Linked DNA regions of Homo sapiens: region 1 is linked to region 2. A link is a loop called in an ENCODE intact Hi-C map of the cell type or tissue named here. Cell type or tissue: A673. All regions are shown on one strand. Links, peaks and the distances in the headings refer to the core of each region. The heading gives the core; the rest is flanking DNA.

Region 1 (12,465 bases), core at 2,517-10,516, 1.6 Mb after region 2:
GGAACTGATATATTATGTTCAGACAGTGTTTTTTAAAGATCTGTCAGTGAAAAGTATAGGAAATGGATGAGCAGAGATTAAGATAGGAGAGAAAGAGGCCAATAAGGAGGCTATTGTTGCAGTACAAACAGCTAAGTAAATGGAATCAGGAGGTATCAAGTAGACGCCATCAACAGGTGTCATTTCACCATAGCTTCAAATTCACCTTTCCAAAAGTTCACTCACTTTGGTTAAGGGCTCTTCAGTGACCTCAATACAATTTTGAAACTTTTAAATCTGGTTTTCAAAACATGCTCCAACCAGTTTTAGCCCATCTCTCTACTGGATCCCCACTGTAACCCAATGTGACCACCTGGCTGCTGCCCTCCTGCTGATGTTACCTTCCAGGCCAGGCTCCACCTCCATGCTTAACTCTCACTGTTCAAGTCACCCAAGTGTCCCCAGTGTCTCTCTACCTGCCCACGTTCCACTGTGCTGCTAGGCCCCGCAGTTGACAACCTCATTGGCAAAATTTCCCCAGACCGTCCCAGCCCCATTGATCTGTGTAATGTACTATCTGCTTCACTCCATTTGCACTTGGTCCCAGAGGGCCCCACACTTTTAAATGCCTTTTTTATTTCCTTTTGCTTTTCATAAAATACTTCAACTTTCAGAAGCATACCTATGGCATACATGTATAAATTAGGTATGAATAATAAAAGGAAGCCAGGCGCAGTGGCTCACCCCTGTAATCCCAGCACTTTGGGAGGCCGAGGCAGGACCATCGCTTAAGCCTAGGAGTTCGACACCAGCCTGAGCAACTAGCAAAACCCCATCTCTACAAAAAATACAAAAAAAAAAAAAAAATTAGCTGGGTGTGGTGACATGCACCTATAATCCCAGCTACTCAGGAGGCTGAGGCAGGAGGATCACTTGAACCCAAGAAGTCAAGGCTGCAGTGAGCCAAGATCATACCACTGAATTCCAGCCTGGGTGACAGAGCGAGACCTTGTCTCAAAAAATAAAAATAAAGAATAAAAGGAAACCTGAGCACCCTCCTCTTGGGTTCAGAAACAGGCATTACAAAGATATTTGAGGCTCCTGTGTGCCCCTTCTTGGAGGCCTCTCCTAACAACATAACCTAAAATAAGACCTGAGAAACAAGAGCGGTCTTCTACATCTTTTATCTCTTCCGAAGCTCTTGTCACAACACTTTTTTTTTTTGGAAGAGACAGAGTCTCACTCTGTCACCCAGGCTGGAGTGCAGTGGCTTGATCTCGGCTCACTGCAACCTCCACCTCCCAGGTTCAAGCCATTCTCCTGCCTCAGCCTCCCGAGTAGCTGGGATTACAGGCATGAGCCATCACACCTAGCTAATTTTTGTTTTTTTCAGTAGAGACAGGGTTTCACCATGTTGACCAGGCTGGTCTCAAACTCCTGACATCATGTGATCTGCCTGCCTTGGCCTCCCAAAGTGCTGGGATTACAGGCATGAGGCACTGCACCTGGCCAACATTTTCTATACTAAAAATCTGGGCATGCAACCAGCCAGTATGAGTGTACTTGTGGGAAAGTGGGAGAGAGTATTTTAAATCAAGTCTGCCTAGAATAATCCAGAGCATGGAGTCACTGTCACCCTCAGCATCTAGCAGACTATCCACCACCAGGCAGGCCCTCAGTGAATATTTAAATTGAATCCTGCTCTCACTTCATCTAGTAGATGTAATGCAGATTCTAGCCAAAGTCAGACATAAAACCACTGCCCTCAGCAAGTGCTTTCCAAAGTAATGCCCAACTCCCACCCGGGTGTGCATTTATATCCATTGGGGTGTAGGAAAAAATATTAGAACTTGTTTACACTTAATTTTCTCATTCTTTTAAATGTTCCAATTTTTTGTATAGATCTCATGGTGGTTACAGCATTTGTATGTGTATATGTAATATATACTCCACAGTATAACATACTACATAGTGTAGGAAGTGTAGTGGTACCAGCACGGCAGTGATGGTACCAAGGCATCATACTGATGGCTAACTAGAGTGGACAGCAAGAAAGCAAAAGGAAAGATCCAAAGTGGGGTCTTACCTGTGAGCTCCCAGAACTCATTCATTCATACATTCATTTGTCCATTCATTGATCCATCCAAAAAAATATTTTATTGATCTCCCTGTGTACACCAGGCTCTGTTGCCCAAACTACATCAGACAGAGGTGGTGAAGAAAGCATCTTTCAGAGGCTTGCCATGCTTGTCCTGTCTCACTACCCACAGGACTCAGGCAGCCAGTGTATAACACTAGCTACTTCTCCCATGCCCAGAGTGAGCAACATACATCCAAATACACACCCCCTCCTAAGAGGATGAAGACGAAAGAGGTCAGCCAGACCCAGGCTGCTAATCCTGGTCACAAACGTGTGTTTGTTCACTATGAGTTCAGAGCAACTACTTAACATAGTTCTTTTATTCACACCTGGCTTTTTCCACCAACAAAGAAGGGAACTGCCTTCCAGATGTGATGCATAGGAAAAATCTCCTACCCCTGAAAGATGCCTCTCCACCTGCTCCTAGATGTTTGGAACTGCTCTCAGAAGGAGGAAGTCCTGAAGATAAGAGATGTGATTTTAAGTGTCCTTGCCATGGGGCAAGGGAACCTATTGAGGAATTTACACTACATCATAAATGATTCCTATCCAATACTCTCTGGAGGACCAGTTTTGATAGGGGAGAGAGATGGAAAAGAATAGCATACTAGAGAATCAGCCTATGATACCTACAGGTGAAGTTAGCGGGTCTCCTGGATACAGAAACAGCCTTGGAAAGGAGACACCAGGCCATGGGCCAGGGTGGGAATGTTGAACTTTGCAGTTTTGTCAAGTACATCACTATTTCCAGCCCTGCACTTACTGGCCTCAAAAACTTAGTTACTATAGAGAAAGTTAGTGCTATAGGAAACTCAGAGAGGTGCCTACACATTACAGGAAGACGCTAAGATTCCAGAACGTTACCATGACTCAGGCTGGGCTAGACCTGAGCCTTCCTGGTCACGTCCCACTCCAGAGGTGAACCTGGAAACAATAAACTGTTGTTTGGTTGGGAAAAATAAGACAAAGGAAGAGACTTCACTTACTATGCAAGACTTGGGGTTAAATGTCCTATGACAATTTTGGGGAACGATAGAGAAGAACAACATCTAAAAAGGCGTCTTCCTACTTCCAAAGGATGAGAAATTGAAACAGCCATGTAATTGTGTTGAATCCAGACACGCATACTAAGTTCACTGGCAACTTACAGGGGGGTGATCAGTTCAATCATATGAGTCTCTTTAAAGATTTTATTTCATTTTCAACAATTCTACTTAAAAATTACTGATATTAGGCCAGGCACAGTGGCTCATGCCTGTAATCCCAACACTTTGGGAGGCCGAGGTGGGTGGATCACTTGAGGCCAAGAGTTTGAGACCAGCCTGGCCAATATGGTGATGCCCTAAAAATACAAAAAATTAGCCGGGTGCCGTAGCACGTGACTGTAGTCCCAGCTACTCATGAGGCTGAGGCACAAGAATCACTCGAACCTGGGAGACAGAGGTTGAAGTGAGCCAAGATGGCACCACTGCACTCCAGCCTGGGTGACAGAATGAGACCCTGTCTCAAAAAAAAAAAAAAAAAATTATTGATATTAAAATTGTTACAACCAAATCACAAGCTCTATTTCAAACATGCCAATATATCATTTTAACACATTGACTTTTGAAAACAATGTTGTATTTGTTATTTTGAAAACAATTTCACATCAAACAGTTCTGGAGGCTGGAAGTCCAAGGTGTCAGCAGGGTTGGTTCCTTCTGAGGCTTTGCTTTTGGGCTTGTAATTGTAGAGGGTTGCCTGGTCCATGGGTCTCCATATGGTCTTCCCTCTGTGTATGTCTGGGGCATCATTTCCTTTTAGGAGGACACCAGTCACACTGGATTAGGGCCCACCCTAATGACCTCATTTTACCACTTTTTTTTTTTTTTCCTGAGACGGAGTCTCGCCCTGTGGCCCAGGCTTGAGTGCAGTGGCGCGAACTCAGCTCACTGCAAGCTCCACCTCCCGGGTTCACACCATTCTCCTGTCTCAGCCTCCCAAGCAGCTGGGACTACAGGTGACCGCCACCAAGCCCGGCTAATTTTTTTTTTTTTAATAGAGACGGGGTTTCACCATGTTAGCCAGGATGGTCTCGATCTCCTGACCTCGTGATCCACCTGCCTCGGCCTCCCAAAGTGCTGGGATTACAAGCATGAGCCACCACACCCAGCCAGCCACTTTTTTTTTATTTTTTTTTATCTATTTTTTTTTTTTTTTTTGAGATGGAGTCTCACTCTGTTGCCCAGGCTGGAGTGCAGCGGTGCAATCACAGCGTACCACAGCATCAACCTCTGGGCTCAAGCAATCCTCCCCGTCAGCCTCCCAAATAGCTGGGACTTCAGGCATACCACCACACTGAGCTAATTTTTTTTAGAGAGATGGGGTCTTGCTATGTTACCCAGGCTGGTCTCAAACTCCAGGGCTCAAGCAATCCTCCCGCCTTGGCCTCCCAAAGTGCTGGGATGGCAGGGATAAGCCACTAATTTTTACCTCTTTAAAGAGGCTCTAATCCCAGCCTCACTTTTGCCCCTTTAAAGACCCTATATCCAATTACAGTCATATTCTGAGATACTGAGGGTTACGGCCTCAACCTATGAATCTTGGGGAGGCTTACAATTCAATCCATAACTATATGTGTATATAAAGGTAGGCCTGCATATAGTATACTGTGCACAGATAACTGAGCATCTTTGCCCTAATTGCCTCAAGGTTTTTTTTTTTATAAAACCTTGGTGTGATACATGTGGCTGTGCTTCTAATCGAATTTTTACATATTCTTAATAGAAATGATGAGTGTGTGTAAATTATAATCTAGAATTCGTATAAAGAATAACACACACATACACACACGGCATTAGAATAACTTCCCTCAAAGGAACAGCTCCTCCTTAATTCCGAACATTTTAAGACATCCAGAATCACTTTCCCTAAGCAATTATGATTTTACAAAATGCTGTCAAGACCATCACAAAGTTTTACTGCCCAGACGGAGCTAAATGCCTGAAGCTTTCAGCAGTGATTTATTATTTACTCTGGAGGTAAGTTGCTAAGCAAGATTTATTCAGTAAGAACAGAGCTACCCGTAACAGTACAATACGAATTTTACTGTCGGGGGGGCGGATTTTTTTTTAACCATTCCTCAAGAGAATTTGTTCTTTATAATCAGAAAAAAATACATCTACATGTAAGTTTTCATCCCTTTGTGAAATCAAGGGCGCTGTTATGCATTTGACAAACCAGTTTGGTTTCAAACATTCTTTTTTTTTTTTTTTTTTTAGATGGAGTCTCGCTCTGTCGCCCAGGCTGGAGTGCAGTGGCGCGATCTCAGCTCACTGCAAGCTCCGCCTCCCAGGTTCACGCCATTCTCCTGCCTCAGCCTCCCGAGTAGCTGGGACTACAGGCGCCCGCCACCACGCCCGGCTAATTTTTTGTATTTTTAGTAGAGACGGGGTTTCACCGTGTTAGCCAGGATGGTCTCGATCTCCTGACCTCGTGATCCACCCGCCTCCTGACCTCATGATCCACCCGCCTCGGCCTCCCAAAGTGCTGTGATTACAGGCGTGAGCCACCGAACCCGGCTGGTTTCAAACATTCTTATTTGAATTTTAGATCTGAGAAATTTTCAGTAAATTATCATAATAAAAACAGTAGAACAATTTCAAAGTCCATTGATAGAATCTGTCGGGTATCTGCTTTACCTACACAGGGCTTTTATTTTCTTGGGATTGGCTTCTTTACACTACAGTAGCCTAACTCTCACACTCATACCATCTCAGAGAGACTTGGGATTCTTAAGAAAAATAAAACACTAATAATGCAGATTTGCCAACTTTAGTTTTCAGACCAAACAAGTACTAGAGACCGATTGCTGGCCTACTTCCGCCCCCTAGTGACGATAACGTATTTTTGCTTTTTGCAAAAGGGAGGCTGGGGAGCTCGGACCAGCGATTAAAGTGACTGCCCCGTCCTGTACCCACTTCAACGACCTGTTCCCCAAGATACCTCAGGCCCTCTAGCTACCCGTTCACCAGATACAAACAAGGGATATGATAAATTCATTCACATTTCGGTGGTTTCAATTTCAAGAAATTTGCTTCTCCCCAGACGGCGTGCATTTGCACAAAAACATTGAAGCAAGAAAGTAATGTTGTGTAACTCAAAAAAGTAAGTCACAGGCTGGGCGCGGTGGCTCACGCCTGTAATCCCAGCACTTTGGGAGGCCGAGGCGGGTGGATCACGAGGTCAAGAGATCGAGACCATCCTGGCCAACATGGTGAAACCCCGTCTCTACTAAAAATACAAAAAGTAGCTGGGCGTGGTGCCGCGTGCCTGTAGTCCCAGCTACTCAGGAGGCTGAGGCAGGATAATCGCTTGAATCCGGGAGGTGGAGGTTGCAGTGAGCCGAGATCGCGCCACTGCACTCCAGCCTGGCGACAGAGCAAGACTGCGTCTCAAAAAAAAAAAAAAAAAAAAGGTAAGTCACAAATGGTGGAAATTTAGGCTTAAAGAGAAGGTCTTTTCCCTGGATGTTTGAGTTTTTTGGCTTTTAGGTTTTTTTGGGGGGGGGCGGTTGGTTTTGCTTGGGGGAGAATTTTTGCTTGTTTTTTTGGAAAGATGTCCTTAAAAAGTCATACAATGCCTCCTTTTGGTAAATCACTGCCCCTGCTATATAATTAGTCAGAGGGGTGGAAATCAGCAGAAGACCTAAGAAAATGGTTCATTTCCCAGACTTCTCACCTTCAATCCCAACCACTCCTATCCCTGTATCCAGCTAGAAGGTGCAGCTCTGGGGTGGCCACCGCATCCAATGGGGCATTTCACCCTGCAGACACGGAGTGGGTGGAAACATGAGCGAGGAATGTTCTGGTCAGACTCCAACCCTCCCACAGCTGCTAACAGGACTCCCTGCTGCAGTTCCTCAGCAGGTCAGGGAGTTTTTCAGGCAGGTAGCCAATCTCTAAGATGGCTTTAGATCAGGGGAGGCAGGGTTGAGTAAAGGGAGGTAGACAAGGAGGCAGGATCTGGGGAGTTTTACAGAGGCTCCAGGCAATGTTTCTGAACTCTGGTTTGGGCTGGTCATTAATCAAGCCCCTCCCAATGTTTGAAATTAGCCACACAACCCCATCAGGAGTCATGCCAGAAGGACACCCCTCCTGCCAGTGCCGAAATCCAATCTAGACAGAACCATGAAGAAAATGGAAAGAATGCACAGAGAGTGAGGGCTCCTTCATATTGCCAGTTAAACTTGCTGAGAAACCACAGGAGCTCTTCAGCTTCCAATCCACCATCACCAACTCCCACGGACACGGCATCTCTGGGGCAGCTGGTGGAGCAGGGCTAGGGGCTGGGAGTCAAAGGTCTCCCTGTCAGGGCATAGTTTCAACTGTCTGTAGTAGTGCAATACAGAGAGAGTCTGGTGTCAGGCAGACCTGAGTTTGAATCCCAGCTCTGCTGTGGGCTCGCCGTGCAAGCTTTGACAGCTTCTATTCCATTCTTCAATCACCAGTGCAGAGGCTTATGCCCTCAGGGACGCCATCTCTGACTCCACAACTGGATCAGATCCCCTGTTTACAAATTTTGTGATCCCTTAAAATTTTCATTCATTACATATATCACTGTTTGTAATTTTATATTTTATATATTTGATGATTTGTCTACTTTATTTTTTTTCCTTCCTGCATCCTAAGCTCAGAGAAAGCCGGGACCCATCTCTTTCATTCACTGTTTTATCCCAGGGACTAGCACACAGAATACACTTGATAGAGATTTGAGAAATGAATGAATTACACTGAGTTTTTACTGTCTGTAAAATAGAATGGAGGTTTGTTGTGAAATTAATGAAAGACTACAAATGTTAAAAAAAAATCCTCCCTGTGTCTGACACAGAGTAGTTGCTCAAAAGGGGGTGGTTCCTTTGCCACTGTCTCTCTGGGGACACTCCATAGGAGAATAGCTGTCCCTGACCTCTGGAGGTGCCACTGAGCAGTGAAATTAGCCAAAACAGAAAACCAGGGACCTGAATAATCCACAAATTCCATCACAAGTCCCTGAATAATCAAAACTAGTTGGCACATTACAATTAATTGCCTCTCCTCTATAGATGTCCCTTGATGGCAGGAAAAGTTATCTCCAGCTTCACTTTCTTTTCCATCCCAGATAGAGAGTAGCCAGAGGGACTGTAAATCCATTCCTAACATTTTCAGTTGTTTGAGTTATGTTCTACCAGAATTAAGAAGGTGACTTTAAAAACATGAAGGAGAAATAAAGGTTGCACTTCCCAGAGCAGAGTACAGGTGGAAAATGGAACTGAACTTTTAATATGAGGCTGCAGTGGAGGAGAGAGTACTAAGAATATTTTTATAGAATACTTGCATTATGGGTAATTTTTTTAAATCCAAGATTCAACTTGCATGACACTGAGGCATAAGTCTACCACTTAATGACATTTATAACTCTGTAACAATACATTTTGTATAAATTACTGCTGAGGCTTAACATTTCTGATTATGATATATAGAATGAAGTGATGTCATAAAGGCGAAGTTTGTAAGTTACGATCTGTCCTGTTGCTTTAAATAAGAGGATTTCGGAGACAATTGCCTTGATGAATATAAACTCAAATGAACCTTGAATCTCTTCAATTATTCTTATTTAGAATTCATTTTCCTTTGAACTTTCATTTAACTCAAAGCACAATGGTTCCATTATAAATCAAATGCAAGCTTGTCTTTCCTGCAATAACAAGTATGCTTTAAATAATGAAGCAACACCTATGATCATAAAAGATAATGTTTCAATGCACCAAAATACAGAAGGTAAAGAGATTTATTATCCTGGTTCAGTGACAAGAAGTTGAATATTTTTGTAGCAACAGACATCTCTATTCCAGACAACCTTTTTGTTTGACTTTTTTGTGTATTTCCTTTCCCAGAAGACTGGGCTGCCTTATTACCAATGACAGAAATCCAGGATTCAACATGCAATGCTTTTGGTGGCCAAGAAGCTTAAATCTCTCCTTGCTTAGTTTCCCCAAGAGGCTAATGGGGATGAAATCTCTCAACTTCCCTGGGCCTCTTTTCTACTATGAAAGGGCTGGGTTAAATCATCCTAAATTCATCCCAAGCTCTAAAGACTATGACTCTGTATGCCTTTCCTTTTGCACAGAATTATGGAGAGGAACAACCAAGTTAATGGAAGTAAACATACTTTAAAAGGCATAAAAGTGCTATACATAGCACTTGATGGTTTTCACTCTGCATTTTGTAAATACCTTTACACATCCATTATGTGAACTATGCTATCCAAACTATGCTAGAAAAACCCTGGAACATCTCCAAGTCATTACAGATAAAGGAGTATTATAAACAAGATCTTCTAGAGTTCCCATAATAAATTCTCTTGAAGGAGATCTAAATCCCGCATAATAGGTCAAGTAGCCAAACCACCCCAAACAAGAGCCCGCTTCCCCGTGGAAAATCTCATCAGCAGACAGGACACAGAACTAAACAGGTAGCCTGAGCAGCTGGAAGGCTCTCTTCCTGTTATCTCTTTATGCATTCCATCTTCAAAGAATTTTGACCTGTCTTCAATACACCCTCGGGTGTAGGATTTACATTTTTAATATTGGCATTTATGACGTGGTGCTTTCTCCTGGTTAATTGGTATCAGAGCAAAATGTTTGCCTCTCTCCTGAAATAAATCTCTTCAAGAGCTTCAATCACACATTCTTTTGTTCTATACCTCATTTGAAACGGGTTCTATAAAGCCGCCAGACCATGCTACATAATCTTTCGCCTCTCACGTTTTTAAATCTGGGGGTTTATGCTTTAATGGCTTTGATGTGCTTACTATTCAGCCTGTTACTTAAACCACGTTCTTCCCCATCCAACACTCAGCTCTCCCTCAGCCTTGCAGCCTGTACCCTCTGAGACTGAAAGGATTTATTTACCATCCAGAACGTTTCCATAATTTTGGAAACATATGTTTTGAAATTACATTCCAATATCTCATACTATGTTCTTTGTCTTGCATCTGTTCTATAAAAACAAACAAAACACATATAATTATATTCCAATGGCTGCAAAGTCTACATTTTCCACAAGAGTTGGTTCTTCCATAAACAGTAAGAGACACAAAAAAGGCACTTACATACCCCTTCAATGTCATCTGAAATCACATTCTTGTGTTAATTAGCGTTAACCACTGATAATAACAAACTTCTACATCATAACTGTGTGAAACTTTAACTGACTCCTTTCCAAACTCATTTCAATTTTACAGCATAATCTCTTCACTGAAAATTAGCTATTGTTGAAAACTCAAAATCTCAACATAATACTCAACTTTGCATGGACAATGACTCAGTAATCTTTTATTCTCCTAGGGTATGACTTGCATTAAATAAATATACTTTTAAAAATCCACTTCTCTCTCTGTAATATCCTAGTGAAAAGACAATAAGTCAATGCACAATTATAAAAAAGACCAGAAAACAAAGAAAAACCTGAACGAAACAATTGACCAAAAAATATATATACATATTTCATATAACTATCTTAAAATATGTTATATTTCGTGCAACACATACTATGTTCTTTGTCTTGCATCTGCTCAAAACTCTTACCCACCCACCACACAAACATCCTTCCTCCCTCCGTCTCCTCCCTCTCTCTCTCACACACACACACACACACTCACACACACATACCGTTTAAACATAACCCAATCATTTTACATCCACCATGTTTCCCTAGAATGTCTGATGTCAAAATAGGACAAAATTAGATCAATTAGCATTGAAAAAGCCTCTCAAAACTAAGAACTGCTATTTATCCTGTTAAAAATAAAATGTTACCACTAAAATAAGTTTCTTCTCCTAGTGATTCTGCTCTTGTTACCATGCTCCTTTTATTCTTAGGATTTTGGAACTGATAAGAGAGGTAAGCCTGATGTCTGTGGTGGTGCACTGGTAAATATTTAACAACCAGCCCCAAGTGAGGGAACAAAACTCTGATGTGTAGCATTTGTCAATTTCTATAATGTAAATACCTTTATCATGGCCAATTTCAAGCTACCAAATGGATGTTGCTGAACAATGGAGTTGGGAATATCTAGGCACAATTGGCTCCTCCAAGGTGGTACAAGCCAGTTCCACCACCACCACCAGATGCCTGGGACTCATCTCAGAGATTTTTAAATGTTCCCAGCACCTTTGACCTACGGCAGCGGTTCTAGAGGCACTCTAGTTCATAGAGCTCTTCTAGTTTGCTCTCAGCCATCTGTTTCTAGAATGTTTTCAGACATGCCTGTCAATTTCCTGGGCGAAAAATCACTTTCTAGGATCACGGGTGGAGAGGCCAATACTAGTTCCTGTGTTCAGTCAATACACAACATAATCCATATAAATCCTGGCCTCTGAGTGATCCACTCTCAAAGATGTGTTCAAAGAAAACATGTATAACATTTCAGAAGCTTTGAAAAACAGTATCAGTCTTGGGGTTTTCTTATAAAGTTTTATGCAAGTGTTTTACCCCAAAACCTTCCCAATCAACAACCCTCCTTAGACATTCTCATTCTGTCTCCAAAGTTTTATACTTACGATAATAGCTAAACACACAAACGTTTCTCTCACATTCCCTCACTGTCCCCCCACATTCATATACACACGCACACATGCACACACGCGCACACACACACACATCCTACATCACCATTCTGCTCCCTCATTCAATTCACACACCTTTATGTCAACACCACACTCTCTATCCATGACTGCCCTCATCATGCACAGTGCGCTAGGAAACATAGTTCTCCCAATCTGACTGTTTTTCTCCAGTTCTAGTGAGTGATCTTCTCTATTCCATTATAATAACAGAAGCTATTTGTGAATGTGACTTTGCAGCACCCCAATAATACTAGGGAATACTTACCTAGTTCCCATGCTATACCAGGCACTAAGGTAAGCACTTTAAGTAGAGACTCATTTAAATCGTGGAGCCAGGACTGAAACTAGGCAGAGTGGCACAAGAGCCCATTGTTCTCAACCACCATGGCCCGCTGCGTCTCAAATCCATCAGAAAGAAAGCCACTGTGGGACCTTAACCACATCAAATGTTCTGTATCTCTGTTTCCTCATTTATAAAATAAGACTAACAATAATGCCTATCTTTCAGGGTTTGGAGGAGAATTAAACGAGTTAACATATGTAAAGTCCTTAGAACAGCAGCTGGCACATAAAAAAAATTGATTATGTTAGCTAAGTGTCAGCTAGTGTTAACTAGTGCAAATCCACTCCTCACAGCCTATGGAATCCCATGACTTTTCATAGTGTCCTCTGATAGTGTCCCCTGGGTTGGCAATTTTTT
Region 2 (12,465 bases), core at 1,430-9,429:
ACCTCAACATATCATTGCTTCTTCCTCTTGTTATGGGGTCAGAAATTTATCATGAAGTTTTAATTGTTAGACAATGAGGATTTTCCAGTTATCAAAATTCTTTGGGAGAGAGAAAACTTTAGCCTCTTTAGGCCAGCACCTAATGACACAGTTGGGAAGAGCAAACCAAATAATTTCGGAAAACAACCTTTGACTACAATTCTGATCCAAGAGGATCAGAAGTGTTATCTATTGAGAGACTGCCATGTCTCAATTTAACAATATTAGGCATTCTCACCTGATTTTTCACTTAAGTCATATAATACACCTGCAAGTAAATGTGATTTCGCCCCTTTCCATACATGAGGAAAACGAACCTGGTGCTTTTTAGGTTAGGTGCTAGAATTTGCACAGGTCTGTCTAATTTTGAAGTACAATCTCTTTTCCTTACTGCCAAAGATGGGGAGAAGAGTGGAGAATAAGAAGTTCGGTTAGAATGGGAAGACTCCTAAGACAAAACTGGCTTCTTAGCATTTGCTTAGGACAAGTGTTAGAATAAATGAACTAAATTAACAATAGCAACAAAACAGGAGAATATTCTGTCTTGGTCTGCTTAGGCTACTATATTAAAATACTAGACATTGGGTGGTTTAAACAATAGACATTTATTTTCTCACAGTTCTTGGGGAGAGAGGACAGAGATCAGGGTGCTAGCATGGCAGGTTTCTGGTGAGGCCTGTCTTCCTGGCTTGCAGACACTAGATCTCTGGTGTCTCTTCTTATAAAGATACTAATCCTATCACATCAGGGCCCCACCCTTATGACCTAATTTAGCTTTAATTACCTTCTTAGGGGCACTATCTGCTAATACGGTCACACTAGGGATTAGGGCTTCAACATATGGATTTTGGAGGGACACAATTCATTCCATAGTTATGCTTCTCTCTAAGTTAATGCTTGTCTATGTCAACCTTATTTTTATATTTTCTATGCTTAACATGGGCCCCATTATAAAACTCAACTTATTTGGGATGGAATAATTAATAAATAAAAACAGTTGGAGGTCCTTCTTTCCAAAAGACTATAAAAATTGATGCTAAAGTATAATAGGGTTGTAAAAAAGAAATTTCAGCAGCTTAATTTCTTAAAAAAAGTCGTAAGAGTTTTCATTAGCTAACTTCCAAGATAGCTAGTTTTAATCTAGAATAAAAGGTTTCTTAAGGTTTCTCAATAGTGACACTATTGACTCCATGCACCAGATAATTCTTTATTGTGAGGGTTACACCGTTCATTATAGGATGTTCAGCAGCATCCCTGGCTTCTGCCCACTAGATGCCTGTAGTACCCCTGTCCCACTCCCACTGCCACCCTGTCTTGGCCTCAATCATAATAATAAAAATTGTTTCCAGACATTGCCAAATGTCCCTGGCAGGAGTAGGGATGTGACAAAGTCATTTGATCTAGATTCCAGTTTGTAGACCACAGAGTATTACGGATCTTAGAGAGGCCTCTAATTCCAAAACAGAGAATCTGCTTCAATCTCATTGGGATGCATGATCCCTTGATTCATCCCTTTTCTCCCTCTTAACTCAGTCTGTGCCTCATGTACACTCACAGATTTCCTACTCTGCCCCCATTCCCTTTTGCCACTTGTCCTTCTGCTGTTTCTGTCTCAGCAGAAGTGTCCATTTTTCTGCTCCTGCTGCCAGGCAGGTAAAGGTTAATTGAGTAAGAAACAACTTTGGCATCTTTTATACACTTCTTGGTTCTGCTACCAAGGTATTCTCTCAAGTCCCAGCTAAGCAGTGGCCAGAAGTTTGCCTCTCAACTTTATAGTGAATTCCTACTCTCAAATCCTATCATCAAACAAAGCTCATCTACAACTTTGCTTCAAAGATCAAGACTTCCTGGTTTGACTGCTGTTAACATCTGTCTTCCATTTACAGACCTTCTATTTCTTTATTTGCTCTGAAGGAAAGTCCATTCTCCTGTTCAAAGCACTCTTGGTCTTCCCTATTATTACCTTTTTCTTGCTTTGGTCCCCTCCCCGTGTGTCCTTGTTTCCCCTTGCATCTTTAGTCTCTCTCATTCTCCTTGTCTTTTCTTCTGTTTCTGAAAACTTGCTTAAGTTTTCTTTACTTTCAATTAAAAAACTAAAAAATCCTCTTCCCTAACCCAGTGGTTCTCAATTAGGAAAGATTTTACGTTCCAGTGGACATTTGGCATCATCTGGAGGCATTTTTGGTTTTCACAACTGAGGGTAGGAGTGTTACTGGCATCTTAAGAGTAGAAACCAGGGGTGCTGCAAAACATTCCATTTAAAATTACAGGTCTTCTTTTCCCCAACCCCAACAAAGACTTATCTGCTCCAGATATCAACAGTTCCTGAGGTTGAGAGTGCTCAACCCTATAATTCCCTGGAGATGCTACATCACCTCTGCTCTTTTACTTTTTAACTCATTGGAAGAATTGTGCACACCTGCAACTGTACTTGCTCACTGCTCAATCACATTCACTTACTCTTTAATCCATTGCAATCTAACTTCCTTCCATAGGTTACCAAACCATCAAATCAAGCAACCTCAGTTCAATCTTTAGCTTCTGAGCCTCTCTGCAGTCTGTGATATTACCTTCCCAGCCTGTAGCTTGGGAAATCATGGAAGGATCAAAGGTTCACGCATCCCAGTGAAGTTGAAGTAAATTGTCTATTTTGGAAATGAGAAGTCTTCCAAGATCCACAATACTTTATAGTCTGGAATCTAGACCCTAGATCAGTGGTTCTTAAATAAATTTGCTCCCCCTCTACCCCTGTCTGGGGACATGTGTCAATGTATAGAGAGAATGTTTAATGTCATGATTCGAGCAGGGGGCACTACTGGCATCTAGTGGGTAGAAGCCAGGGATGCTGCTCAATATTCTTCCATTTTCTTTCTTCTGACTTATCTTTTGGTATGCCTCCTTAGCTCTACCCTGTCTTTATCCTCCTCCAATCTGACAGGTGTTTCCATTAACTCTGTGGTCTCTTTTTACTCCTCCTCTTTGTTTTATCTATGCTGCCGGTTTGTAAACTTGGTGAAAACATTTTAATCATGCTAGATACATGGGATGCTTTTCAGGGTTCCTTGCACAAAGGATAGCTCAAAAAATATTTGTTTGCTTGAATTAGGATTAAACTACGTATATCTATGTAGAAAACAAAACAAAGCAAACTGGCCTCCAATCTCATGAAAATCCGAGAGCAAAATTTGGAGCTTTTATTTATCATGTGGCACATCTTATCTCCATTGTTATGCCATGGTAAAACAGGCCCATGGAAAGTCAGGAGAAATAGGAGTCCAGAATTTGAGTTGAGTTGCTGACACTCTTGGACTTGGGAAAACCTGTATTATTCTTGGGCATATTTCCTCATGCATAAAACAGAGGGGCTAGAGCAGATGAGCTTCAAGGTCATTTCTAATTTCAAAGTTCTATGATCCTAAATAGAAAACTCATAAAGTTGAATCCCTAGTAAATTTTTTTCTAATTCAGCAAGTTTTTCAGTAAAATGATATTCTTAAGTTGACTTAATTAATATCTTTATATTTTGATGGGTCAAACATGCAGTGTTTAAACATGTGTATACATATGAATACATACATATTAAACATTATGTACCTATATAAAATATATGTGTATGTATATATGTATCTATATGTATGTGTGTGTGTAAGCATCATGTAAATCCAGTAAAACCAGGCTTTATTTCTAAATCAAATGTTCCAGTGCAATTCTAAGTGAGTTAAAAGATGTTGATCATAAAAACATGGATTCAGCCTTAACAACTGTGTCACAGATAATGACGATGTAATGAGGGAATTTAAGCAACAATCAGAAATGATGTGGTTTTCTTCCCCCACCAAGCACATGTTAAATTAACCAGTAAGCCTTGAAGCCATGCATACCTGATGATTATTTTATGTTATCTTGTGTTTTAAAAAATGGTTCCAAAGTACTAGATTTACAGCACTGCAGAATCCCACACTGTTGCAATGCTGTCTTCAATTCAGCCACTTCATATTGAAATTTCACACACAATAATTGGCTGACCTTCACAGCTATGGCAGAAACTAATTAAAGCTGTAAGGCTGTGCTAGCATTGCTTTTGTGTGAAATGTGAAGTTTGGTGATAATGAAATATGGGGTGCAGATGTTATTGTCTTAGATAGACCGTGCCCTTGGTTCACACTAATGAAGAACAGCAATTATTAAACAAAAAGTATTTTTTACTCATTAATTATTTTGTGTTGTGAAAGTAGAAGTACAAACACAGCACCACCTCTTCTACCAGCTAATCCCCAAAGTAATTTTATGGACTTTACCAGCTGACTTCTATATCATTAGGTATCCAGTTTTCACTTTCTCCCCCTACTGCTCTTAGACCTTTGGGAGCCTTAAGCAAGGACCTGGATGGGTTCAGAGAGCAAAGGGTAAAGGGCATGCTAAAAATGGTCACCCATAAAGATTTTTAGACAGCTGGAGGATTAAATGAATGAAGCTTTTTGGAAATAACTTCACACACCAAACAGAGATGTTGGTAGAAATATGATGCCATCCACATTGTTGTCGGATGATAGGCAAAGGTCACTGCTGCTCTTGAGGTGCAAGTAGAGAAATGAAGCAGGCCTGAGCTCTGTTTCTTGGTTGTTTGGAGTCTGGGTTTCTATTAATAGGTCAGTGTGACTTGCAGGACTTCCACTGGGTCAAATATAACAAATCACAGATTTGTAACAATTAAAGGAAAACACTAAAAAGGCACATTGTATTGGCAAGTCTTCACTTTCCATGGGCGAATGATCTAGTCTGCTTCTCTTTAGTCCTCTTCTCATTGACTATATTTTAAAATTTAAGTTATTTTTTTTTCCTCATTGACTTTGGGATACTCAATTCTTATTAACTGGCTGAGGTGGGAGAGACATGAATTAAACTTAAATTGTCCAATTTCCCTATTTGGGGAAGGAGAGTGAAATGATTAAGTTTAACTGTTACTTGTGTAATTTTTACTGTCATTCATACCCCGTACCATGAGCATGCAGGTAGCGACTGCATAGGGCACTGTATCAAGGCCTTGTCTAAGAGGTGTCAGCTAGTAAAATGCAGCAATGATGAAGATGGGAAGTGGCAGAAGCAGCAGTAGGTAGGTGGGCATCAACTGGATCATGTTACTTCAGACTAGGCAGGGGAACAAAGGCTTGAGAGGAGGAAGATTTGTGGTCATGGAGATACCATGTAGGGGGAGGTTTGCCATAGAGGTTAGAGGAGGTAGCTTTGGGCTCCATTTTCTTAATGGTTGTGCCAGTTGTCAATATACCTTAGTCTCTGGGTAATGGGATACTTAGTGGGACTATGACTGAATTTGAGGAGTAATTAATATGGCTAATGATGGTTATAATGACTGTTGGCATTCTATGTCTCTTCATTTTGGGGAAAGGATAAGAACATCTTCCCTTATATGAAGGATAGCTATACATTGTTAGGTGGAAACAGACTTGCATGGTTGTTGTAAAGAAGTTCATTTGCGTGCAGATGGGTGCACATAGAAGCTCAGTGACCAAAGGGGTGGACTATGTCAGTTATTAGGCTATTGCCTCTCACTTCCTAATCTACGCTTCATTGCCCTGCTTTTGATAGTGGGACATTTCTCCCTTGCCAGCTTGCACAATGTTCCCTTTTTGCAGTAGAGGGCACTGGAGGGACACTGGAGGAGGAAAGGGCTGTTCTTTCTGGTTTCTGTGTGTTTTCTGGTTACTTCTGTAGTATAAGGTAGGCAGCATTCACAGGACACCAGCAGGGTTCAGAGGCAGCACATTTCATGAGTATCTCCCCATTAGCAGCTTTTCCCCAGCAACGCAGAGGGCAGCTTTTTAGATGTTCCACTATTATGGGAAACTGGCCTGCCATTCAGTGAGCCATGAATGATCAAGTCCTCTCCAAGGGAGACTGGGTCTCACTGAGACCTTGAAGGAGGCAGGGCTTCACTGGGTCCTCTGCCTCAAACCTAGAGGTAGTGGCTGCTCCCTCTCTGTGCTATTTCTGTAATCTTACCCCAAATAGGTAAGAATTACCTACTCCTAAGATGGCAATCCACTCTTGTAGTTAATAATCCTTTTTCACTAAGCTTTCCTTGTTCACATTGCTATGTGGCTTCTGTCTCCTGATTGGAACCTGACTGATTCAGTGACCCTCCCATCTTCACTTCAATGACTTAAAAAAGAAGTAAATTAATTTGTTTATTATCATGACTGATTGAGTTAAATATAAAAGGCTAGGCAAGAAGGTATTGGTAATAGCAGAAAGGTGACAGAATATAATTGAAGCAATTGTCAGCTTTCAGAAGAAATAGATATGAATTAAAAGATTACAACCCTATGCAATTTTCAGTGTAAAGAATAATGAAAGAATGAACAAAAACTCTTAACTTTACCATATATCAAATAAAGCAGTAAATTAGACTGAAAATATAGAAAATATAAAAATGTGGTCACATTGTTCCATGTTAAAATGTACAGAGTACCCACTTAGAGATTACAAAAGGCCTGTAGTGTTAAATCCTTTGGGCTAAGACATGAAACATCAGCTTTGGAGTGGTCTTGGCTTACAGTGTAGAGGGAAGCATTAGATCATCTCACTCTCAGGAACTGGTTTCACCCCTATTACCACTCATCCAGAATGCATCTCCAATTCACTTATTTGAGGCAGACTCCACAGCACTGCTAAATTTTATAGAAGCGAGATCCCAAACACTGCCCTCTCTTTACAGCATAATCATCATTTTCACCAGCAAATCTACCATTACACAAAATATGATCAATAATGGAGTGGATGCTGTTAAATAGAGCAGTAAAGAGACCTAGCTGGAACATTAATGAGAGGCAAGGCACAGCAATGGAAGCCAGCTCTTCCCCAAGGAGAGAAATTGCCCCCTTAGGATATCAAACCATGTTTCTCCTCAGGCTGCATGACACATGGACCTATCAATACCATGAGTAGAGCAATGTGCAGGTAGAGATCACCCATGGGAATGGCATCTAGGGACAGCAATTCAGACAAAAAGGAAAGGGTAATAACTTGTTCATTGAGAAATAAGTGAGTTACAATGCTCCTGAGCAGGTGTCTGGTCTGATGCTTCTAAGCTAGAAGTGCCCGTTTGGCTTAGAAAATATAATGTCAAACTTCTTTTCAAGCCAGATCCCTGGGGACAACTAAAACTGGGTTGCTGCAGAGAACTGCTTTTTAACCAGGGGCTGAGCAAAGTGCTGCTAATAAAACATCAGATGGTCTTTGTGGTGGTTTCTTTCAGAGTAGGCTGGCTTCTGACTGATGGGTCTTTGGTGTCTACTTGTTTTTAGCAAAATTTTCTTTTTTATCTTTTTAGAGATGGGGTCTCACTCTGAAGCCCTTGCTGAAGAGCAGTGGCATGATCATAGTTCACTGCAGCCTCAAGCAAAATTTTAATGTGAGGACCTGTTAGTGGTAGAATACCTGTTTGCCTCTATGAAGAAGTAAATGTCATTTTCAGTCAGAGATAGAGAATGATAGTGATGGTGAAGTTGGTTCTTGTGAGTGTCTCCAGGTTACTCATGAAGGGCAGTTTGCACACCTCCTACTCCCATTAGGTGCATGATTAAATTGCTACGATACTCAACTGCTATAAGGTGTACTGCTGGTAGTCTCACCAAATCAGTAGTTCCTAAACAAGGGGTGCTTTTGGGCTGCACCTTGCCTCTGGATATTCTGATTGAGTGGGCTTGTGGTGGGGAATAGGCATCCGTATTTTGATCTCAGGTGGTTTTGAGGCAGTGATTTCAGGGTACACTTAATCACACAGACTCTTCAAAGGCCAAGGTGACCCAATGTAATAAAAGTTGAAAGAGGAAAAATGGATGCTCTTTGGAGCTTTACTACAAGTTAGAATGAGACTTGGAAATTTGCAGAGGTTTTTGTTAAGCTAGGAAAAATAAAGATGAAAGAGTTTAAATCAGATGTGGTAAGACTAGCAGAGTTTTGATATATCTGGAACAGTATGAGTTCAGTATCCCAGCACCACATTATACATCTTCAGGATATACATTCTCATTGCATCCTCTGTACCCTTTGGAACACGTGTTCAATAGGCAACAGATCAGAAGCACCATCGATACAGTTCAGTCCACATAGTTTATCATCATGGCCTCTGGGTCAGGAGAGGGGACTAATGCTGATCAGAGGTGATCTATGACTTAGTGGGTAGATGGCAAAGATTCCAAGCCTGATGAAGAATTGAGAGAATGTTCTGACCACATAACTCAAGTTTGAAGCAGAAGAGCCAACTTATTATCCTTAGTGCCAAGTCAAGAAGAGTCTGATTATGGAATGTTCTTGGAGACTCTTTTATTTCTCTATAGTGTGAACTGACTTATGTTAATTTATTTACACTCTTTTATTAGAAGTCCATTAAAAACAATAGGGCAAATTTTGAAGACAGGAGACTGATATCAAGGTTCGGTCCATAGCCATGTAGCAGGACAAAGATTATTGGTCTGTGTAAGAATCACACACATGATGTTGACACCCTAGCACCACTCTCTAAAAACCATCCTATCTGACAGTCAAACTGATCCATGCAAAATACTTGTTTACTTATTATAAAGATAATGTATATCTATGTAGACTCACATGAAAATAATAATACCCATCATATACATCAAGAATATGAACAATTCTGTTGTACTTACACATCTCAAATCCTCTGGCAGGCAATCTTCAGCAGTTTAAACATCTTATACTAAATTAATTAGGTTTCCTCAGTCATGTTATTTGTATCTAGGTCAAAGTGAAGCAGGATATTTCCCTGACCCCTTTGGGGGACTCATGACACAGGTGTCTTGTTTACTCAGCCCACCACTCTCAACTCCTCGCAGGAGGGAGTGTGTGAGTGAATGAGGCAGGAACTGGAGTGCATGAGCACTGGAACCAGCTAGCTGCTTTGGTGCCAGCAGGATCAAACTGCACTCACGTGTATCTGTTGCGTTCCATCCCTTCTGGGAGGGAGCCCACAGGTGAGTGGGTGCAGGAGCTGGAACGAGTGCTTTTGGGCACTGGCAGGAGCAAAGTCTCTGCAGGCCCTATGGCAGCATCTAGGTGAGGGGTGCCTGCAACCCCCAAAGCCCCAGAGGGCATATTACTGTGCTCTTTTAGCTCTGCTGTCTGGTCTGTGGACAGCTTAAGTGTTAACAGTTCAGTAGGCCCTCTGCCTTTTCACATGAGGTGGCTGCCTTCCACCAGCAAAAGCAAAAAGCCAGTGTGACAGCCTTTTCTATCCACACTCATGGCTCCCAAGCTCTTGTCCAGCATCCAGGAAATAGGAGGTTGCACCAAACGAATTGAAGAATGGTAAATGCAGGGGATTTTATTGCTGATGAAAGTAGCTCTCAGCAGGAAGGGGAGCTGAAAAGGGAATGGAGTGGGTAGGTAATCTTCCCCTGAAGTCTGGCTGTCTCTGACCAGATTTTTCTCCAAAGTTATGCCATCATGCTCTCCCTCTGAAATCAAGCCACTTCTCTCTGACATCCAGCCATAGTCCTGATGTCCAGCTGCTGCTTCTCTCTGCTGGCTGAGTCTGAGGTCTTTACAGGCACAGGATGGGGGATGGGGTGGGCCATGGGTAGTTTAGGAAAAGGCAACATTCAAGTGGGAAAACAGGGATAGAAGTTCTCACTTTGGGCCACAGTTTTAGGGTTTTTGGCTCGAAGGTGGGGTTTTGTCGGGGACCTACCCTTTTCTGCCTAGAATTTCTCTGCCCCCTGCCTCTATCATTGTATCAAGAGGTCACTTCCTTAATTATTCAATTAAATCAGTGTATTGTTGCTTGTTAATACATGTGTGTTTGGATACATCTCAGGCCAAATATAGTTTCCAAGTGAAAAGAACTGAGAAATAGTAGAAAGCTGATTATTATATTTTCTTGATTCAATGATATTATCATTTGTAAGACATACTTTCAATTGTTTTCAAGGATACAAAAACTAAAACCCCAAGCATTAAATGTATACATTGTTTGTAAGAAATGTCTTGATTTTATAAATGTTAAAATGTAAAAACAAAAACAAAAAATCCCAAAACAGGCATCTTAAAGCTGAAGAAAGTGTAAGCTACTACATAGGCATTCTTTCCATCCCTTAACACTGAATAATAGAAAAGACTAGGGTATTGTGGGGTGCAAGGTCTTTCATGAAGTTCAGTAAATCCTACAGATGACTCAATACTGATAATATATTTAATTTTTAAAAGAAAAACATCCAGATAATTATTTAAAATACACATGTCAAAGGGAGGTCTTATCTTGACTTTATGTATTTTTATTGGAGATGGAAATTTTTGTGTGCAAATTTGCAAGACTTGTAAATGCACTTAGAGGAGTCTATGCATGAGGAATGAAGACATCTCTTAGGAAAAACTTCATCATAAGAATAAAGATCACCAAAGCACAGCTGAGCTATCAAATGGCATCAGGCTTGGGAGAGAAAAGATAGCCTCCAGTCCAGCCTGCATAGACTTGAACTTGAGTTCTAGGAAGAAGGGCTTGTCAGTAAATTATAGTAAAACAAAAATAAAGTCAGAAGGATCTCTTTTTTGTGGTAAATCTATGGAAATATAATTATGTAAGAGAGTGTAACAAGAGGGGTAGAAGATACAACAAGGTTAAAGCACATTCAAGTGTTCAATTCCAGGGCGCAAGCAGTGAACAGACTAATCTGCAGCTCAGTGAAACAAGAAACTGGGGAAGACCACACACAACATTGGTATCACAGGCAGCAGCAAAGATAGGATGCTCTTGGAGGGCATCAGTGTCATTACCTTGGCATCACTGAGGTCTTTGATGGCACCAATAGTGGAGGCTCAGCAGTGATTCCATACCACTCAAAGGCAGATGAGGAGACATTTTCAGAGACAACTAAAGCAGGAAGGGAGGATATGATAGTTAATGTTATATGTCAACTTGATTAGGCTAAGGGATTCCCAGAGGGCTGGTAGGACATTATTTTTGGGTGTGTCTGAGAAGGTGCTTCTGGAAGAGATTAGTGTTTGAATCAGTAATGAATAAGGACAATCCTCTCACACATGTGAGCAGGCATCACCCAATTCACTGGGGGCCAAATAGAGCAAAAAAGGCAGAGGAAGGGTGAATTCTGTCTCTTTTTGAGTTGGAACATCCATCTCCTACCTTTGGGCATCAAGCTACTCGTTCTGCAGCCTTCAGACTCTGCAACTTACACCAGTGGCTCCCCTGGTTCTGAGTTCTTTGGACTCAGACTGAATTATACCACTGAGTTTCCTGAGTCTCCAGCTTGCAGACAGCAGATTGTGGGGCTTCTTAGCCTCTGTAATTGTGTGAGCTAATTCCCATAATTGTCTCTATCTATGTATCTATCTATGTATCTACGTATGTATGTATGTATGTATGTATGTATGTATGTATGTATGTACCTATCTATCTATCTATCTATCTATCTATCTATCTATCTATCTATCTAATCTGTCTATCTGTCTATCTATAACCTATCTATCTATCTATCTAAGACAGCCAGGTGGGAAGGACTCGCTGGAAAAATTCCAACCTGCCTATGCACTGGGAGGAGTGTGCACCAGGGTGGAGCCACAGAAGTTCGCACCCTTTGCAGTGGGGAGGAGCTTGGCTCCTCCTCCTCCTGGGTGGTACCTGCGATTCAAGATGAGAGGCAGGAAGTCCATGGGCAGGAAACACTCTCGCTTTGCTAAGAGTCTCTGTTTCCCCCTTTTTTCCTTTTTGCACAATACTCATTTTTCCCACTCTACAAATCATCTGGGAGCCTAAATTTTCATGGCTATATGACAAGGACCCCATCTTCAGCTGAACTAAGGAAGAGGCCCACAATCTCTATCTGTAATCTAACTATATGTATATATAGGTATATATGTATAATTTTATATTATATATATTATATATCTCTTATTGGTTCTATTTCTGTTGCACAGAGAACCCTTTCTAACACAGAGGAAAATGCTAGGTGTCATATTTTAACCAAGAGTATATGTCAGACACCCACAGGACACTTCCCAAAATTGTGTATGGGGTGAAAGGGAGTAGAGACAGGGTGGGTGAGGGATGTGCCATTAATGGAAAACTAGATTTCTCTCACTTCTAGGTGGGGATATGGCTTACAAAAAACATTTTTATTCATATTTTGACTTAATTTTATCAGAATAGTCTATTAAGAAAACTCCAGGTAATGCTTGTAAGAGTATAGCAAGAACAAAGTGCACATTCTAAATGAACTAACATTTTAATAGCTCACACTAAATAATTTCATGGAATCAGCACTCTATATTTTAAAGAAACACAGAATATAATATTCAGCTATTGAACATAGATGATTTAATCCTGAATATTATAAAAAACTATATTATTTTCCTATTGTCTCTTTCTATTAT

The links. Hi-C counts contacts between places; a loop is a spot of excess contacts. Peaks named below come from ENCODE experiments on the same cell type or tissue, not always from the same donor. Only the 100,000 strongest peaks of a DNase experiment are listed, where the experiment ranks them.
Region 1: it touches region 2 in a loop (4-fold over the local background); 2 of 110 quality-filtered maps call a loop at or near these places.

What each region holds. Positions count from the first base shown.
Region 1 is chr2:65,634,225-65,646,689 of GRCh38, reverse strand. No RefSeq gene overlaps it. Among named protein-coding and RNA genes, the nearest start is that of LINC03050, 38 kb to the right of the region's middle. RefSeq lists an enhancer at 11,853-12,465. In A673, for the core only: CTCF peaks have their summits at 5,999 (motif pointing left) and 8,070; DNase peaks (open chromatin) are centred at 5,959, 7,119 and 8,049; H3K27ac peaks cover 6,019 bases.
Region 2 is chr2:67,227,882-67,240,346 of GRCh38, reverse strand. All of the region lies in intron 1 of LINC01828 (long intergenic non-protein coding RNA 1828), which reads right to left. It overlaps LOC101927661 (a long non-coding RNA gene), which reads right to left. Exons shown (of 4, transcript NR_110568.1): 2 at 10,852-10,948. Among named protein-coding and RNA genes, the nearest start is that of LINC01829, 19 kb to the right of the region's middle. RefSeq lists an enhancer at 3,465-4,906. In A673, for the core only: CTCF peaks have their summits at 2,873 (motif pointing left) and 5,687 (motif pointing right); DNase peaks (open chromatin) are centred at 5,736 and 7,216.